Regions from separate parts of the Homo sapiens genome. Here region 1 is linked to region 2. A link is a loop called in an ENCODE intact Hi-C map of the cell type or tissue named here. Cell type or tissue: A673. All regions are shown on one strand.

Evidence for each region. Peaks named below come from ENCODE experiments on the same cell type or tissue, not always from the same donor. Only the 100,000 strongest peaks of a DNase experiment are listed, where the experiment ranks them.
Region 1: it touches region 2 in a loop (2.4-fold over the local background); 1 of 110 quality-filtered maps calls a loop at or near these places.

The regions. Positions count from the first base shown.
Region 1 is chr3:115,510,226-115,515,225 of GRCh38, reverse strand. No RefSeq gene overlaps it. Among named protein-coding and RNA genes, the nearest start is that of GAP43, 110 kb to the left of the region's middle. In A673, no CTCF peak of the experiment used is centred here; DNase peaks (open chromatin) are centred at 1,975 and 2,435; H3K4me3 peaks cover 1,322 bases; H3K27ac peaks cover 1,159 bases.
Region 2 is chr3:115,319,455-115,324,454 of GRCh38, reverse strand. No RefSeq gene overlaps it. Among named protein-coding and RNA genes, the nearest start is that of ZBTB20, 170 kb to the right of the region's middle. In A673, no CTCF peak of the experiment used is centred here; DNase peaks (open chromatin) are centred at 224 and 2,854.

The DNA of each region.
Region 1 (5,000 bases), 190 kb before region 2:
GACTAATACAAGGATCCTAACCTCTTCAAGGGCTTAAGACGTCCTGTTCTATATCTTTTTTTCCCCTTAATGTCTTGTTTCACTACTTGTTTTTCCCCCTCCATCTTTTCTACTATTTATGACTCAATTTCTTTTTTATGTGTTTATTTTATCCCTTCTGTCTCTTCTTTAAGCTATTAGTGATGTCAAGTGGTCACTCCTCAAATTACTAAACTCATTTCTAGGAATTGCCATGCCATATTGACTATCATTACAAAAATGTACCATGCAAATACATTTGACTGTGTTCAGATGACTGAGGTGTCCACATGTCTATGGGTGTTTATTTGAAGTAAAGAAGCTAGAGGATTATATTCAGTTATCCAGAAACTTGGCAGAATGGCATTAAAGAAAGTAAATTAGGAGTCCAAAGATTCTGCAGTGAACCATGTGAGAAGAATGAAACAATAAAAATAAAATAATTTGACTCTTGGCTTTCTGCCCTTTTTCATTAAAAATTGCTAATATTCTGCTTCATTGCCAAAACTCTGGGAAGATGTTTTTTATTATACCTATATTCCTCAGCCAACTGAGAGTAGGGCCTTGAAAACAAGCCCTTCGTAACTAATATCTCAATGACACAGAAACTATGACTAGTTTGAGCACATGTGGCTTCTTTTTCCTGTCCTTTCTAGAAATAATTGCCCTCCTTTAATTTCATTTCTGCCTGATATCTTCCATCCAAAGGCCAAGACTTAGCCTTTGGCTTCTGTGTCCTTTAATGTATTCCTGAATATCTCCTAATTTTCTAATGAAAACTTGATAGTTCATGACCGAGCAACACGCACTAAGTTCAGACCATAAGTGTTACATATTTCAAAAATTTCTCCAACATTTGTGATGGAGCTGCCAATCATCTCTTAATTCCTATGTGCCATGACTCTGAAAATGAGCCCCAAATGGCACAAATACCTTCTTTATTTCAGCCCTGTCTCAACTACAAAATAATCTCAATGCCCTTCATATGCCTATGGTTCTCACTCAGCCTAAACCCAAATACATTTTAAAGCGTTCTTTCTCACAATTCTACCTTCTGGGTTTATTTTTAAATGAAACCATTAAAGCTTGAACCTCTAATATCAAAATAAAATGGGTTAGGCAAGTGGTAAAAATGGAATAGAAGCCAAGCCAGAGTTTCCTATAAGTTGCAGCAATAGCAATACGTCATCAGAGAGGGAAAAAATAGGAAAATTAGCTTGCTCTGTCACTTGACAATTTTACAGAACTGGAATTTTATATGGAATAGGCATTTGGGTTAAACTTTTTCTATTCTACCCCTGCAGAACTTTTCCCTGCGCTTCTCTCCTCTGCATCTATTATAAAAGTCTAGACCTCAGAGGCAACTAATATAAACTGCTTTCCCCTCCTCCTTGTATCTAATTAATTTCACCTTCCTTGGAGTTCCCATGGTATATATTACCTGCTGCCAGGCACCATGAGTCATTTGTGAACATATCCGCCTCCCCAGCCAGAATGTATGCACCTTGAAGGCAAAGAACATCTCACTCATTTTGCATACACTTGGCTCGAAGTAGTCCTCTGAAAGTGTTTATTAAATTGAATTGCTTTCACTTTGTAAGATTAGCAGGCACTTTGATTAATGGCTTTTTCTTTTTTTCAAAGACTTCCTTTTTTGGTGCAAACTCCACGTGACCCGCAGTTATCTAGGGCAGTAAGTAATGTTCAAGTGATTATAGCAGAAAGCTAAGATTCCACCAGCGCTCTGGGAGTTGCAGGGGAGATCAGCAGAATCACATGCTTAATATTTTAAAGAAGTGGCATGGTCCTTTCATGGAGGTTTCTGCCATCGATCCCTTCCAAGGATTCAGTCACTCAGCCACATTTAACATTCACTAGGTCAGACCTTTATTCAAGCTGACGTCATCTGAACCCTCGTGCAATTCAATCATAGCATACATTCTGCCCAACCTCCTCCTACTCCTCCCCCAGCCTCTTGCTAGGGTGTCAGCCAATAAACAGCAGTTAATCCAGACCCCAGAACTTTTCGAATCCGTCTTTCCAGAGCTTCTATTTAGTTATGCTGCAGGGGAAAGGGTCGAGAGTGAAAGATAGAGGCGTGGCCCCTCCCATAGCAGCAATGAATCTTTAAGACTTGAGTCTCTGGGCAAAGAGAGAACTCTCCCTTTCTTCTTGGAAATGAAATCGAGCAGCACTATCAGCCAGGGGCCAGCCACATGAAAAGGGATTCCTAGTTGCCTGTCCCTTACTCCCGGATGTCAGAAAGAAGTCGGATATTTCTCACGCAAGAAATAAACACCCCTCTGCCCGCTGCTGCTTCCTCTGATTTCTCCGCGAGCATGAGATGACTGAGTAACGCAGCTGGATTTTTCTAGTCCCCAGAGTTCAACACCCGCCCGCTCACCTCTACCATCCTCTCTTCTGTTCCCTTCCTCTTTTACTTCCCCTTCCCCCACTTTCCCTCATTTAAATACAAACGCTTAGGTTTCCCTGCGCTCCGGAGCCGCCATTGACATCAAGCAGGGTCTCCATAGAAACCAGGAGGCGCGCAGCGGGCTTCTGCAGCCCCAGCCCAGGATTCCCAGGCAGAGGTGTGGCTCGGTCCAGAGGAGCTGCGGGGAGACCTTCTCCTTATTAATATGAACCTGGGGAGGAGGAGAGAGCGTTTAGGCAGAGAGGGCACGCGACGAGGTAGAAACAGAAGGGGCTAAGGGAACAGATTATCTATTAAAAATGTTTGGTTTTAGCCTAGGAACATTCAGAGGAGAAGTAGTCCAAGACACCCCAGGGTCAGGGTCTTCCTCCTCTCAATTTTTCATGTACTCAACAGATCTCAGCTTAATGTGGAGATTATTTGGGGGAGCCAGTTTCCAGTGTTTAGTTGCAACGAAGCAGCTGCCACGCCCTGGACTGCATGCAGCAAAACATTCTTCCTGAAAGCACTTAAAACGGGCAAGAGAACCACACCTTTGCACTCGTCTTTTTTTCCTAGCCATTTTACATGTTACCTCATTTTATCCTCACGAAGGTGGCGTTATGAACCCCATTTCATAGACAAGGATGCGCATGAGACGGTGGTTTATAGTTATTCTGTCCATAGCCTTACACCTAATGTCTTGAAGAAAACTCTGCACCTCCAGAGTAAGAGAGTCTTTATTTTCCCTTCTCATCCTCATTCTTCTTTGGCGGTCACTCCTCTGACCTTCTCCCATCTTTCTCCTCTCAAGCATGGTCATAAAAAAATTCTTCTGAAAGTACATCATAAGGCCCCATTCCAGAAGAGGGGTCTTGCCCTATTCCTGGAAGCAAAGAAGAATTTGAATAAACAGGACTTGCTGAATTCCCCCCATTTTATTACCACTAGAACATAGGTTTTTGTTCTCCAATCACACTTCTGTATGGCTGTCCATAAAAATACCCAGTTTTCCCTGGGGTCTTTGGGTCTTCATTTATGATGCCTGCCATGCCACATAAAACTTTGGTTAAATAAATTTGTTATGCTTTTCTCTTGTTAATCTGTCTTCGTTATAGGAGTGTCAGCTGTGACCCTTTGATGGGTAGAGAAAAGATATTACTTGCTGTCCCTTACAGTTTTTTTGCTTCACATATTAAAGATTCTTGTACTAGTTTCCTGTTGGTGCTATAGTAAATTATCACAAAGTTTTTGGCTGAAAACAACACAAATTTATCTTTATCTCACAGTTCTGAAAGGATGTCAGAAGTCTCACTGGTCTAAAACCAAGGTGTCTGCAGTGCTGTGTTCCTTTTGGATGCTCTAAGATAAGAATCAGTTTCTTGCCTTTTCTGGCTCTTGGGAGCTGCTGGCATTTCTTGGCTCACAGCACCCTTTCTTCTTCAAAACCAGCAATAGCATCCCTCCAGCCTCTGTTGTCACATTTCCTTCTCTGGTCCTGACCCTCCAGCCTCCTTCTTTAAAGGATCTTTGTGATTACACAGGGCACACCTGGATAATCCAAGGATAATCTCTCCATCTCAAAATCCTTAATTTAATCACAGTTGCAAAGTACTATTTGCCATCAAAGATACTATATTTACAGTTCCAGGGGATTAGGAAAGAAGGAATTATTCTTCCTACCACAAACCTCATGTCTTTTATCATCTTAAAAATAATGACACTTTAAAAATCTTTGTCTCTCCTAAATTGTAAATCAATTTGTCTCTTTCCTAATACAGTCAAGTGTTTTTTTTGTTGTTGTTGTTGTTTATAAACAAACAAAAAAAATCCATTCTCACTATGTCTATTTCCTTAACTACCATTTATTTCCTTACTGTTAATTAGCTCCCCACTATAATTTACTTCTCTCTCCATGGTATAAAAACTCTTCTGTCAAAATTCAAAATTACTTTCAAATTGCCAATTTCATAGACATTTACTAGTCCCTTCTTACTCTACTTGTTAGTAGCCTTTGACTTTAACATTTTCTTTTTTATGAAATTCTCTCTTTTCTTGGATTCCGAGACAATACTCCTATTTACTGTCCCCCACTGCCCTCTCCACACCCACCCACCCCCCCAGCCCCACCAACTCTCTTCTTAAATCTTTGACTTCTACTCAATCCTTTTTGTGGACTTCTCTTCATCTTCCTGTCCTTAAACATGAATGTTTTCTACAGTATTGCTACTCAAAGTGTGGTCTGCATACTTGCAGAATCAACATCACCTGGAAGCTTGCTGGAAATTATGATGATTAGACCCCACTCCAGGGCTACTAAATCAGAACTTGTATTTTTACAGGATCCTCAGGTGACTTGCACACACACTAAAGCTTGCGAAACACCGGTCTTGAATTTCATACTTGATCCTTTAATATACTCCCTGAAAGATCTGATCTACCATTCCATCTCTGGCCATAAGCCTCAAATTTATGTCTTCAGCCTATATAACCTTTTCAGATTTAACTCATATATTGAGCTATCCATCAGACATCTTTCTCTAGATGTTCCAAAAGCACTTCGAATTCA
Region 2 (5,000 bases):
ATATGTAAACATGTAATTATAATAAAACATGAGAAAGTGACACAATAAAAATATGAACAAATTGCTTTGGTGGAACAGAAAAAAGGGAACTAACTCTCCCTGGGGAAAGTTTTAAGTTGGAAGATAAATACCAGAACAAATTGGAAAGTCATGCAAATGGAAGTTAAAACATTTAGATCATTGTACAAATAATAGAAAGCAGAAAACAAAAACGAACAGTTTCTGAACTGAGACATTTAATGTGGGGGAAGAACTCAGAGCTCATTAAAAAGACTTCCTGTGCCAAGTAACTCATGAAGAACACTGAGGGTAAAGAGTCATTGTTACTGAGTTTGGAGTCACATAGCATTGCCTCTCTTTCCCCAGATCTTTTTCCATGTTTTATGCTCTATGGGATCAACTTTGAGTGGTGCTTTGTTTACATGTCAGCCTCGGATAGCATTGATCCAAGTGGACACCAACACAGAATTATAGAGGGAGCCACACTGAGTCAGCACTGGGACACAAGGACCAACAAAGGCACAATGGAAGTCATCATGTGCAGGAAGTATATGGGCGTAGGTGTGTGGCAAAAGATATCAACATGGCGTGTCAATGCCTGGGGAGAGTATGGACACAGAGAAGGTGGGTATATGCACAGAGAAGACAGAGGAAAAGGGACCAGTGTGAAAATGAATGGAAGAGAGACAAACTGAAGTGCAGATGCTAAGTTACAGAATACAGAAGGAGAAAGAGAAAGAGAAATAAACAGAATCCAAGAAGTAGATGTTAGCAGAGGCTCAAAAACAGAGAAAGAGTTAAAGATACCAGGCAGAGATTAACAGATTACTCACAATGCCAGCTCAGTAGAGTAGAACTTCACTGTTTGACTTTGAGTTTCACAAGACTGTCCATTCAGCATATTCTATGGAATGCCATGCCCTAGAAATATCTTTTCAGGCCAAGAAAAAACTGCTATCTTTCCTTCTACCTCGCCTTTCCAATGTGAGGTTTCAGCAATACTCCTCTGTATCTTGAAAGTATACACATAATAAGTAACCTATTATGATCACTCCGATATATTTTAAGAATTTCATTATTTTCTGACAAGGAAATTGAGAATTGTAGAGGGAAATATTCAGCCAATTATTTAAAGGCAACATGCCAACTGGGAAGAGAGGCACATTAATTATGCTCCTGTGATCAAGCAGCAATTCCTATTAAAGTAGCCAAGAGCTGGGCAGGCAGTATCTGTGGCTACATTTAGCTAACAGCCCATTTCTACTTTACATTTCCAGCCTAATCTGTAAAGCCAACGAGAAATGTCACAGCAGCAGCAGCAGGACTCCTGAAAGCAGCCACAACATACTGCTGTGGTCAAACCTTAGAGTCCTTTCTGGTCTTTGAAGACCTGCCACCGGGGAGGTGGAGACCAAGCCGCATGCCTTCTTGCTAACAAGAAGAAACTTACTCCAGTATAAAGAGAGAGGGACAACAGAAAAATAACATTTTCCCCTTTTTATTGCCATTTCTGTAGTCACCTTCTCTCCCAAGCCCTTACTGGGAAGGTGTGTCTGCTTTCTCCAAATACTATAAAGTCATAGTCTTCCAATTATATGAACCTATCTACAAGGGCAATTTGGCCTACTTACAGTGAAAGCTCATCAAATAGAAAAGAAAAATATGCCCGTTGACATAAAGAAAAAAATGATATTCCTTCATTTGGTCATTAGATTTATGATAACATATATGCTAATTCTTCTCCTAGATGAGTGGTTTTACTCTGGGTGAGTAAAACAGACCCAGGAGATCTCTGAAAAAATCATATCCCATAGTGAAACTAAAGCTTAGAGCCAAACAAAACCTTAATCTAAAGGAGGTAGGAAGAGAGGCATACATAAGAGAGGAAGCAATAGGAAAAAAGAAAGTAGGGTCCATCCTAGGATACTTCCTGGGTATAAGAGGGGGATTCAGGGCCTTCCTGCAGAGCTCATTATCCTCATCCACCAGAGCAGAGGAAGATCTAAGAGCCAGGCTATGTGGCACCACATCCCTGACTAGTAATTTTCTAGACATTGCTGAAGTTCTTGCAATGGTCAAAACCTCACAACTGTACTAGGCAACCCATTTCAATGCTGGACATCTTCAGTTACCAGAAAAGATGATCACAAGACCTGATTCAGGAAGTTCTGCCTTGTCTCTATCACTCTGCTAATCTTTCTGCAGCAGCAGACCTCACCTGTACTTTATATTCTTCTTCCTTCAGCCCAAGCCCTTTGTATTACTCTTGGTTTGATTTTTTTAAGTGCACTCCTGCTGGACTTTTGCTTTCCTTGACTGTTTTTCCAGGTGCCTGACATTCTTTTTATATTCACTTTTGATGCTCTTCTTGCTGTCTTCAGTGTGGGTCTATTAAAAAACTGAGCTTTTGGGTTCTCCCTGTGCCGCCACTTTAGTTTCTAACTAGATCCCCATTTTCCTTCTTTTCTAATTGTGAATACACAATTGCATTTGGAATTATATTTATTTTTCAAATGTTCCAACTTTCTGAGTCACAGGATAGCATTTTATTAGAGTGTTTATTGTGGAAGCAAGGATAACATTATATCACAGTGAAAAGATACATTATAGATCCTGAGGTGCACAGAGGGCATGGATTGATGGCCAAATGAGTACTACAATAGACATCCCCTTCTAGGTACCCCTTCAGGAGAGTTATTGCATAAAACAGAACAACAGCACCACATGAGAAGCGGATGCTGAGCTACGCCCACTCACTGGCTAAGTGGTTTGTTTCTGCTGACCAGGCTTTCGAGATGAGTGATTCTAATTATTGCTTCAACAAAATCACAAATCTCAATGAGTCATGGATATTTGGGTGGCTTTAGAGTAGTTAAAATCACAGATGTCAAATTCACAAATGTTAAAAGCCAACAGCAGGGATCAAAACACAAATGTTTATAGGAGCCAGGCAGGAAATGAGTAACTCAGGATGGATGCAAGACAATAGAGAGTTGTGAAGACTATGTTTAATTGGGAAGAGATAATAATCACTAGCAGAGCAAACATTGATATAGCACCTATTTTGTACCAAGCATGGTTTGAGGAGATTTAGAGATATTGATTTACTTAATCCACAAAAAAAGCCATACGACGCAGTTCCCTTATTATCCTCTAATTTAAAAGTAGAAAAACTGAAACACAATGAATTAAAATTATGAGCACATCCCCCGTATAAATGGGGCATCTACTACTCAAGTACAACTAATTGTTGTCATTAAGATCAGGGATCCAATGTTGTCAAATCTTCTGATTTTACAGAGAAGCTAGGAATTCAAATTTGTATGTTAAATCTTAGTTTAAGATTATGACTTGTAATCTTTAAATATAGTAGCCATATGTAGTCAAACATTTCCTGCACTAAGCCCAGGACACTAGTTTGTGTTTCTGGTATACAATTCACATTTATAGGCATCTTCCACAAGAATGATATCTCTGCAGTTAACACTTTCTGCATTTCCTTTCTGGAAAACTCAGGAATAACAAGATAAAGGATTCCTTAGGGATAAAAACAACAACAACAACAACAACAACAACAAGTTAATGGAATTTCTGGCCCATAAGTGCTTTGAGTAGATGCACACACCCCACTGTTGCTATGTAAGACCACAGTTTCTGAATTCCAGAATGGCAGAAAAAACTATGTGTAGAGCAGGTAAAAGTAAATCAATAGATTAAAAGCATCTTCAATAACTAAACTTTTCAAATTCCTTTCTGAATCACCTACAACCCAAGTCATTACAACCATCTCTACCTTCTTTCCCTCCTCTGATCAACTCCCAAATAAGTGGTGCTGAAGCCACAGAACTGCGTTTGAGGCTACCTACAGTTCCAGTCCACTCAATTCCCACACACCAAAAAACTCTCCAACTATCCCAGGATTAGAGTTATACTCCAAAAAGCCCCTTCTGGATATCTCTACATTTCCAGAGAAGTGATTATTCCTCTTAGGAAGAGCATACAATGCAAGCACAGAAAAGGTCATAGAGTTCAGATCCTTTGTTTTAAGGTTAAAATAATTAAGGCTTAGGAAGACACAGCAATTTGTGGAAGGGTTTATTCTACTAAGCAATCTGTGAGCCTCATTCCAGTGTTCTATCAGTTGACTAGTTGGTTTACTATTTTGGACACTTCAAAGAGAATTTTAGTGTACCATGAAGGCAAATAAGTGCAAAATCTAAGTAGTTTTTAGTTAATTGATTTAATGCTTTTCCCCAGTAGTGATTTCCCCCTTTTTTTCCTCCTGGCTAACCACTACAAATTATTCAAAGACAAACCATTGCTCCTTCCATGAAGCCTTCCAAGACACTCTTTCTTCACATTATGTTCAACTGAGATGTATTTTCTTTGTGCATTCTACATCTACTTTTATCATCTTTCTCATCATACTGTACTACAATGACCCTCTAGGTGTTGGCCCTGGTCCCCTCAACTCCTGCCTCCTAAAGACAATGAATGGACCTTTTTATTGTAACCTAAGGCCCAGCAAGTTACTGACAGATACATAGCGAGCTGTCATAAAAAGAGTTAGTTTAATGAATAAATGAGTAGATCACTTTCTGTCTCCTTTGGGAGACAGAAGAGACAGCTGATATCTCTACCAAGATGCAGAATATCTGAGACTGAACACTGCCACATAGGAAAGAAAGGACTTCCTAAGTGACCTTATTCTTTGAGGGATATAGAAAATGACTCTCTGTTCCCAGACAATTTCTTTCTATGATGATAGACTCTTAATGAAAGTGCAATTGTTTTACCAAGAATGGCTCATCAAACATCTGCAATACTCATTATTTTTTATAGATAATCTCTTTGGAGGTGAACTCTGGTACAAGGGGCATAAGAGGAAAGAAAAAAAAAAGAATTTCCTGGGTTTGACCCTTGTATAGGGTAGGCCCTTGTACTGGGCTTGCTTGCCTGCTAAGAATTAGCTACTGGGGTGTCAGAAACCTGTAATATGT